Regions from separate parts of the Homo sapiens genome. Here region 2 is linked to region 1. Evidence: chromatin contacts called from ENCODE Hi-C or POLR2A ChIA-PET data. All regions are on one chromosome and are shown on one strand. Each heading gives the region's core, a stretch centred on a gene start or an enhancer-like site at or near the end of the contact. The rest is flanking DNA. Distances are from core to core; before and after follow the strand shown.

The links. A loop is a pair of places that touch in the nucleus more often than their neighbours do. ChIA-PET counts read pairs that join two places held with the same protein, here RNA polymerase II (POLR2A). Pooled maps may share reads with other maps.
Region 2: a pooled map shows a loop between it and region 1 (3-fold over the local background). The contact joins the promoter of SLC25A14 here to the enhancer-like site in region 1. A Hi-C loop is called at or near these places in 8 of 50 pooled maps. POLR2A ChIA-PET finds 5 or more read pairs at or near these places in 4 of 52 experiments (Panc1, WTC11, activated B cell and 1 more).

The regions. Positions count from the first base shown.
Region 1 is chrX:130,181,996-130,187,081 of GRCh38, reverse strand. It overlaps RAB33A (RAB33A, member RAS oncogene family), which reads right to left. Exons shown (of 2, transcript NM_004794.3): 2 at 2,212-2,797. The coding sequence ends at 2,342. Among named protein-coding and RNA genes, the nearest start is that of RAB33A, 13 kb to the right of the region's middle. Within about 2 kb of position 3,466, at least 4 of the 41 ENCODE cell types and tissues checked have a DNase peak (open chromatin) inside an H3K27ac peak, as active enhancers do.
Region 2 is chrX:130,337,499-130,342,526 of GRCh38, reverse strand. SLC25A14 (solute carrier family 25 member 14) reads right to left here and starts at 2,608. Exons shown (of 11, transcript NM_001282195.2): 1 at 2,551-2,608; 2 at 2,174-2,420. The coding sequence starts at 2,248. RefSeq lists a silencer at 2,381-2,590 and an enhancer at 2,403-2,976.

The sequences.
Region 1 (5,086 bases), core at 2,217-4,716:
GGGAGAGGTATAGCAACCAGGCTTCCAGCACACAGCTCATCCACAGACAGTGGGAGCCCAGCCCTTTGGGGGAGATTCTGGGGCTGGGAGTTGGATGGGGACAACTAGTAAGAAAAGCAGCTCTAACTGGAGTGCTAGGCAGATTCCAAAGACTGAGATCCAGGCAAAAGTCAAGTGACGAGAACCAGACTGGGGGCTGGACTGAGTCTGAGGCCACTGGGGGCTGAACTGAGTCTGAGGCCAGAGGGGGATGGGATGGGGTGGAGAGGGCTGCAAGGATGAGCCAGGCAGGACTAGACAAGCTCTTTATTTGGGTGGGAAGAACATCTGGTGTGTGTTACCCTTCGCTGTCTAGGAGCAGAGCTCCATATGCCTAACAGAGGAAAGTGTTCAAGAGCTGTCTTCCCGAGACCCCCTCACAGCGGGATTCCAACAAGAGAGACCCCTAAAGGAGCACACCATCTTTCATGCAAAGAAATCCACCTGGAGCTATTGTAGACAAGCCTTTACTAGCCACTTTTAGTTACTTTCACAATTGGACAAGGAGCTTTCGTATCAATAATAAGACCAGATGTATGAGAAATAACTATAGGACTCTCCTGCTGGAAAACTACCAAGAGCTCTCATTGGCTCAGAAAGTAAGTCCGAGCTCGGTGCGGTGGCTCACGCCTGTAATCTCAGCACTTTGGAAGGCAGAGGCAGGCAAATCACCTGAGGCCAGGAGTTGAGACCAGCCTGGCCAACGTGGTGAAACCCTGTCTCTACTAAAAAATACAAACATTAGCTGGGCGTGGTGGCAGGTGCCTGTAATCACAGCTACTCAGGAGGCTGAGGCAGGGAGAATTGTTTGAACCCGGGAGGTGGAGGTTACAGTGAGCTGAGATCGCACCACTGCACTCCAGTCTGGGCAACAGAGCGAGACTCTGTCTCAGAAAAAAAAAAAAGTCTCCAAACTGTTCTGCCTGATGCACAAGCCCTTCCCAACCTCGGCTCCTGTTAGCACTGCTCAGCTCTCCTTGGGCCAGACCCCCAGTTGTCCTCTCTTCCAACTTCCAAGGTCATTCCTGCCCCCCTGATTTTGCCCTGATTTTGCCCGCTTCCCTCTCCTTTACCAATCTAAACCTTACACATTATTTAACAAACAAAACAAATCTAAGTATTTTCCTATGAGCCCTCCCTGATATTGAATACATAATGCTCTCACTTCCCATGGCACAACCTCACACTTGGTGATGTTGTTGTCTAGTTTTTGTTTGCACGTACTTTCAGTGTGTACATCGTTCCTGCAAATAGATCATAGGGTCTCTGAACATAGAGAATGTGTCCTCTTGTAACATTTCTTCCCTAGCACCTAGCAAAGGTCTGGGGACATGATAGATATTTGTTGCTTGAGCCCTGCCCATCCAAGAAAGAATGGGGGTGGGGGTCACAGTCGGAACAGCCTTAGGGTTCAAGACTGATTGGTGAAAAATGGGAAGCAGAATCTAACTATTCTGGAAGTAATTGGGCCCACTGGACCAACTCTCCTTTTTTTTTTTTTTTTTTGACACAGTTTCACTCTGTCACCCAGGCTGGAGCACAGTGGCACAATCTTGGCTCACTGCAACCTCCGCCTCCCAGGTTCAAGTGATTCTCCTGCCTCAGCCCTCGAGTAGCTGGGATTACAGGCATGTGCCACCATGCCTGGCTAATTTTTGTATTATTAGTAGAGACAGGTTTTCGCCATGTTGGCCAGGCTGGTCTCTAACTCCTGACCTCAAGTGACCTGCCTGCCTCAGCTTCCCAAAGTCTTGGTATTACAGGCGTGAGCCACTGCGTCCGGCCATACTTTTTACTTTTAAACTGGAAAATAGGGAGAGAGTAGTCTATCTGGACATTCAAGGCACATATCTAGGGAACCTAGGAAATACTGATGAGTCCACATCTCCTTTCAAGACTTCTCTATCACTCCACCTGCACTTGCTCTCTAGAAAAACATATCTGGCCTGTGTCCCAACCCCACCGGGTGTTTCTGCCCACTGATTACACTGAGTGAGAGAATGAATTAGTCCTGAAGAAGTGACTCAAACGATGAGAATTTCAGAGAGCCTAGAAAGCTGGTAGGGAGTGTGCCACTGGCATGGAGAATATCACTCTAGTAGGGCAAACTGCCTGTTCTGCTCATCACAATCAGGAATGTCTTGGAGGAAAGCAAGACAAAAAGCCATGTGATAATCTATACAAATTTTATTTTGATATCAATTTGTATGGAAACAAGCAGGTGTCAGCATTATGCAGGCACAGAAAAAAGGGAAAGAAAAAACTCCAGTGATAATTTATCTTGTATTTATATCGTTTGGTTTCAACAAGGACAGGAAGTTTTACTGTTAGCTTCCTGTGGGAACTCCAGTTTCTGCACCTTCCCCTGCTGCCTCTCAGCATCACGATACAGCAGGGATTTCTGGGCCTTCAATCGGCAAGCCAAGCACATGAAAATCGACTCCACGTTCTGGCTCTCTTTGGGGTCCTTGGCCGATGTCTCAAACAAGAGCATGTTGTGGGCATCAGCAAATTTCAGGGCTAAGTTGGAGGGCACCTGGATCTGTTCCCTCAAGTCACACTTGTTGCCCACAAGCACTTTGGGGACTAGTGGGGGCACAGCATGCCCATTGCATTCTTGGATCCACATTTTGAGGTTGGTGAAAGATGTCATCTTGGTGACGTCATAGACGAAGACCACGGCATGTACGTTGCGGTAGTAATGCTCGACCATGCTTTTGCGGAAACGTTCCTGACCTGCTGTGTCCCACACCTGAACCTGGAAGATACAAAAACCCAAAGGTGGAGTCAGAAAAGGGAACATGAACAGAGAGGAGAAAACATGGTTCTGTAGCACTATAAAAATGAAGTGACAGGACGGGTGCGGTGGCTCACGCCTATAATCCCAGCACTTTGGGAAGCTGAGGCGGGCAGATCACCTGAGGTCAGGAATTTGAGACCAGCCTGACCAACATGGAGAAACCTCAACTCTACTAAAAATACAAAATTAGCCGGGCATGGTGGTGCATGCCTGTAATCCCAGCTACGGGGGAGGCTGAGGCAAGAGAATTGCTTGAACCAGGGAGTCGGAGGTTGCAGTGAGCCGAGATCACGCCATTGCACTCCAGCCTGGGCAAAAAGAGCAAAACTCCATTTCAAAAAAAATAAAAAAAGTGACAAGCCGTGACACAGGAAGTGGTTCTTTGACAGATGAGCAGAATGGACTTATCAAAGCATAAAGAGAAGTTTCAGGATTTGTCAAGTTTTTCTTAAGATTGTTAACTGAAAATCTTGAGTTGAAAAAAATCTTAAGATTTTTAGTTGAAAAACTGGATGTAAATTGGTCAACTTTTCTGGAGAGCAATTTGGCAATATTATCAAGAACCTCAAAAATGTTCATAACTCTTAGGACCTGAAATCTCACTTCCAGAAATCTATACAAAAGAAATAGGGATGTGGTCAAAATTCTGTACTAATATCTTACAGTGTTATTTAGAATTTTTTTTTTTGAGACCGTGTCTCGCTCTGTCACCCAGGCTGGGGTGCAGTGGCGCCATCTCGGCTCACTGCAAGCTCCGCCTCCCAGGTTCACGCCATTCTCCTGCCTCAGCCTCCCAAGTAGCTGGGACCACAGGTGCCCGCCACCACGCCTGGATAATTTTTTGTATTTTTAGTAGAGATGGGGTTTCACTGTGTTAGCCAGGATGGTCTCGATCTCCTCACCTCGTGATCCGCCTGCCTCAGCCTCCCAAAGTGCTGGGATTACTGGCTTGAGCCACTGAGAATTTTTTTAAAACAGGAAAAACCTAAATGCTCATCAGAAAAGGAATAGCTAAAGTTCATGTCTATACAGTGGGGTCAGGTACAGTGGCTCATGCCTGTAATCCCAGCACTTTGGGAGGCTGAGGCAGGTGGATCATCTGAGGTCAGGAGTTCGAGACCAGCCTGGCCAACATGGTGAAATCCCATCTCTACTAGAAATACAAAAAAAATTAGCCAGGCCTGGTGGTGTGTACCTATAGTCCCAGCTACTCGGGAGGCTGAGACACAAGAATTGCTTGAACCCGGGAGGCGGTGGTTGCAGTAAGCCGAGATCGGGCCACTGCACTTCAGCCTGGGCAACACAGTGAGACTCCGTCTCAAAAAGAATAAACAAAAATGAAAATATATCCGTACAGTGGGATATTATGCAGCCATTAAAAATAATGTTTTCAAAGACTAAATTGTAAGAGAAACGCTCACAAAATACAAGTAAGTGAAAATGCAGAATACAGAATTTTTCTTTTTTCTTTTCTTTTATTTTTTTTTTGAGACAGAATTTCGTTCCTGTTGCCCAGGCTAGAGTGAAATGGCACGATCTCGGCTCACTGCAACCTCTGCCACCTGGGTTCAAGCAATTCTCCCACCTCAGACTCCTGAGTAGCTGGCATTACAGGCATGTGCCACCACGCCCGGCTAATTTTATATTTTTAGTAGAGACGGAGTTTCTCCATGTTGGTCAGGCTGGTCTTGAACTCCCGATCTCAGGTGATCCGCCTGCCTCGGCTTCCCAAAGAGCTGGGATTACAGGCATGAGCCACCACGCCCAGCCTCAAAAGTTTTCATATGCTATGGTCCCAGTTTTTTTTAAGAAACGTTAAACATAAACATATGCAAAGCACAGACTGGAAGTGTACACATCAGAACATTAATGGTTATTTATCAGCAATGAGACTATAGTGATATTTATTTTCTTCTTTTTAAATATTTTTCCATATTTTCTTCTACAAGTATGCATATATATGTTATATATATTACATATATGTTATATATAGTGTATATGTTATATATATTACATATATATGTTATATATATTGTGTGTATATATGTTATATATATGTGTATATATATATATATATATATATATTTTTTTTTTTTTTTTTTTGTAGAGACAGAATCTTGTTATGTTGCCTAGGCTAGTCTCGAACTCTTGGCCTCAAGCAATCCTCCTGCCTCGGCCTCAAAATGTGCTGGGATTACAGGCATGAGCCACTAGCCTGAATAACTTTTTAAAGAAAACAAAGTTAGT
Region 2 (5,028 bases), core at 1,359-3,858, 160 kb before region 1:
AGGTAATATTCAACAAATGCATTCTTTTTTCCCTAGGCAAGCCCTTCAAATATTTAAAGACAGCTATGATGTTCTCTTACATCTCATGTTTCTTGAGCTAAATATCCATGATCTTTCTCTTCATTTGACACATTATACTTCAATTACTAGAGCTTAAAATTGCACTCACTTTTTTGGGAGCCACATCACACTATCAAATCATTAAACTGTCAGCTGAAACCTCCAAGTCTTTTACATAAAGTTGTCTACATGCATGCGTGTTGTGTCACACCTATTCTACAGGTGTGCAATATTTTTTGAACCTTCTTTTATCCCTTCTATATCTTAATCTCAGGCATAAAAATAATGACTAGGATGAGGGTCAACTTCAAGATGTCCAATGTTATTTCCTCTCTTAACTAAGTAAGATCCCCAAGGGAAGATACTATATCTCACAGTACTTTTTATAACCCCCATTATAGCTTGCATAGAATTGAATACATATCCATTCAATACTTAGTTGGTTTTGCAGTGTGACATCCTTTACCTATGTATGCAGCCTGTATATAAAAGATTGCAGAGGAAACAAGGAAGGTAACTTGCTGGACCTGGCCAATGCTACACACCCTGTGTATGACACTATCTTGATCCCCAGATATTCTCTGCCTGCGAACCCTGTTCCCTTGCTTTTGTTCCAAGGAATTACTTATGTAAAATACCCCAAGCCCTCTAAAAATTATTTTAACTTGTAGGGGCTAACCCCAAATATGCGTAAAAGTAGTCATATCTAAGGTAAAATAAAAATATAGTACCCTAAATATTTTTACTGTATAAAGAAACCAATGAAAATTGTCTTCAAAATGCCAACATTTATTCTGAAGATCTGACTTCGGAGAATTTGATAGACTAATGAGTGAAAGTAAGAATGTCCTACAATACAAGTTACATTGCCCTATACTACTCCCAAGATCTGGTCAGGAAACTCTGGGTGCCTCTCCTGCTTTCTCCTTTAAGAAAGAGTAGAAATTAGAGATTCTCAGATTCAGAAGGTAACAATGGAGAGCCAAGCAGATATTTATTGAAGGCATGCTAAATGCCCAAACCTGCAATGCACTTTGGGTATAATCATATTTGAAAAACACAGATATTCGTTCTAGCACCAAGACAATATTTACCACTCAACCTGTCTTTTCTGAATAACCAATGAGATGGGACAGAGAAAAAAGTACGAAATACAGTACTTGCCTTTCAAGAGCTTATAATCTGGTGGAAGAAATCAAAGTAGTGCGTTAGAGAAAAATTAAGTACTAAACTGTGTAGTACAAACTTTAAGAGCAAGAGGAGCATAGAAAAGACTACAACCAGCATGGGATTGACTAATTTGAAAATTGCCGAGGTGAGAGAACCTAAATTGAACCTTGAGAGACGGTAGGTACAACCTGGTTAGGTGCAGGTAAGGGAGAGGGGCAGGGAAGAGAGAATGAACAGAAACACAAATGTGGGAACAAGCACAGCATGTAGAAGCAGGCATCAGTATGGTTTGTGCCAAGAAGAAAGGAACCTAACTGGAACAGAGAATTCCCTTGTTGACTGAAACAGTATCAGACAAGAAGTGTGATAAGGAGCATGTTATGTTGAAAGGCTTGAAACCAAGGGGTGGGGGTAGGGGGTGTAGGAGGGGGCTGCATGTTTTGTGTGTGTGTGTTTAACAACGAAGTGACTTGAGGAAATCCACCACATTTTAGCCTATTAGGGCTGCAGCAAACACAGTGGATTACATTACAAACGGGAGAGGCAGGGAGACTAGCTTAGGATGGTGCAAAGTACAGCAGACAAAGATGCTTGTTGGCACTGAGGTTAGAGATAGACTTCCCCAATGAAGACACAAAGAACTCGATGATGTAGGGAATGAAGACGAGGGAAGAGTTCATGATAACGCTAGGCATCTCTAGGCTGGGGGGAAAAACAACAACAACAAGGAATCACTGACAGGAAACCATAAATGTCCCTGCTGTTATCCTGTCTGAGAAACTAATTCATGTTGATAACAGCTGTCATGCCAATCAAGTAACTGAACTGCATTTTAATAGATGCCTTCAATGCCTTGACCTCAGGAGTGACAGGGGGTAGAAACCGAAGGGGAGCATCTTTCAACAGTATCCCTTACACTAATACAATGGAGGTGTTTGCTTACTCCGCTTACAATCACGGCCGCCGTTGCAAACTTCACCCTTAGAAAAATTAGGATTATTCCGGGAAAGATACCCATTCACCCTCTGGGTAGCAGGATCTTGCCAGTTCCTCAGCTGTCAGAGCGAGCTCGTGGAGAGAAGGGAGGCGCCTGAAGAAGGCGGCCTCCCAGGGGGGTCGAGGAAGCAGGGTTCAATCGAAGAAGTAAAACCACCGATGCCAGAAGAGTGAAAGACAGGGAAGGGACTCAGCTGAGGGGAGAGAGAGACCAGAGGACCGTTAAGCCCCTCCCAGGCCGGGAACCAGGCCAGCCCGGCCCCGCGCGGCCTGGCGCGGCCCAGCCCCGCTCCCCAGCCTGGAAGTCCAGGAGCTCCCCCTCACCTGCTCGGGCTCATCGGACGACTGGGAAGCTGAGGCTCCCACAGTCGGAAACGCCACTGCAGCGCCAACCCGGAAGCATTGAAACCAACGGAAGTAACCAAAGCGTTGCTTCGGCAACCGCGGCGCAGCCATTTCAACTCCGCCCCTTCCAAAACTAAAAACAAAGGCGCGAAATAAGAGGCGGAAGCGGCAGAGTTCTAAAGGCGAGGGTCGGAACCACTGCAGGCGCAGAAGCCTAGAGGGGCAACCGGACTTGCGGGAGGTGGAGGCAGGGCAGCTAAGGCGTGAGAATTTGGTAGCTTCCCCAGTTAACGTGCTCGCCAGAGGGGAAAGAGGTGTCGCCTCGTCACCGCGAAACCCACCCACCTGGCGCGTAGAAGGACTAGAAAAGGAAGGGGCCTCGCCCCGGTATCAGGGCTTGAGGAGTGGGTCAAGGGGAGTGGTGGGCGTAGTGCCCTGCGCGCTCAGTACGAAAAAGGCGGCAACGTGGAGGGGGTGGGGCAAAGGCTTCAAAACAAAAGTAGGAAAGTGAGACATAGGGGTGAGCCGAATTTAGTGAGGTGCCTGGGCTCAATGAGAAAATAAAGTTCAAGGCCAGGCGCGGTGGCTCACGCCTGTAATCTCAACACTTTGAGGGTCCGGGCGCATCACTTGATGCCAGGAGTTTTGAGACCAGCCTGGCCAACATGGTGAAATCCCGTCTCTAGTAAAAATGCAAAAAAATTAGCTGGGTGTGGTGGCACGCACCTGTGGTCCCAGCTACTCGGGAGGCTGAGGCAGGAGAGTCACTTGAACCCCGGAGGTGGAGGTTGCAGTGAGCTGAGATCACGCCACTGCCCTCTAGCCTGGGTGACAAAGCAAGACTCCATCCAAGAAAGGAGAGAAAGAGAGAGAGAGAGAAAGAGAAAGGAAGGAGGGAGGGAGAGAGAGAAAGAAAAGAGAAAGGGAGAGAAAGGAAGGGGGGGAGGGAAAGAAGGGAGGGAGGGACGGAGAATGATCCAGACAGCACCTACTGGACGTCAGACATTAACCAGTGAAAAATTACGGTCAGACCCCTTACTCGAAGCTCTTGCTTTAATCAGAAACTTCACTTAAGAAAGAGCAAGTTGGATACCAAAAAGGGGACCACAAAAAGCTAAACAGATGAGGCAGAAAAACACCAACGGGAAATCCCAGTTAATCCAAACCTCATAATCCACCAGAAGATGCCAAGAGTCCGACCCCCAGCTTCCGACTCTGGCCCCTCTGGCTGCTGGAAGGGGAAACCGCAAAGCCCCTGGGTGATTCCATTAGCCAATGTGCTATGACGTCCGATTTTTGAGCTATGACGTCCGATTTTTGAGCCTCTTAACAACGTTCCCTAATCACGCGAGAGTACGCAATAATAGGGTTTATTGCTTATGTGTTATAAGGAAAAGTCAGTGCAAGTTGGCCCTAAATGGTTATTTGTTGAATGAATAAATATTTGGAACTATGTTCTTCCAAAAGGATATTTCTCATTTTAGTTCACCTTGTTTTATTTTGTTGGGTTTTGTTTGTTTTTTTTTGGACAGAGTCTCACTTTGTGGTCCAGGCTGGAGTGCAGTGGTGCGATCTCGGCTCACTGCAACCTCCACCTCCCAGGTTCAAGCGATTCTCCTGCCTCAGCCTCCTGAGTAGCTGGGATTACAGGTGCCTGCTACCACACCCAGCTAATTTTTGTATTTTTAGTAGAGACGGGGTTTCGCCATGTTGGCCATGCTGATCGCCAACTCCTGGCCTCAGGTGATCCACCCGCCTTGGCCCCTCAAAGTGCTGGGATTAAAGGCGTGAGCCACCTCGTCTGGCCTGTGTTTTTGTTTGTTTGTTTTGTTTTCCACTTAAAAATTTCTCCAGGCAGCACACATGACGATAATATTAGCTGACATTGTGCAGTACCTACCATGTACCAAGGGTGATGCCAAGAGCTTTTTGTGTTCCTAACTACCCTATAAGACAGGTACTATTATTTTTCCCCTTTGACGGTTGAGAACACAGGCCATAAAAGGTTAGGAGAGTAATTTAGAAAATGGCAGAGCTGGGATTGCTCTTAACCACTATGCTATGTTGCTCTCATCTATACTATAGTTGGGAAGCCGAGGCAGGAACATCATTTGAGCCCAGGAGGTCGAGACCAGCCTGGGCAATATAAGGAAACACCCGCCTCTACCAAAAATTTAAAAATTAGCCACGACTGTAGTCGCAGTTACTCCGGAGGCTGAAGTGGGAGAATCACTTGAGACCGGGAGGTCAAGGCTGCAGTGAGCTGTGATCGCGCCACTGTGCTCCAGCCTCAAATTTTTTTTGGCTGGGCACAGGAGCTCACGCCTGTAATCCCAGCACTTTGGGAGGCCGAGACGGGTGGATCACCTGAGGTCATGAGTTCGAGATCAGCCTGGCCAACATGGTGAAACCCCGTCTCTACTAAATATACAAAAATTAACCAGGTGTGGTGGCGTA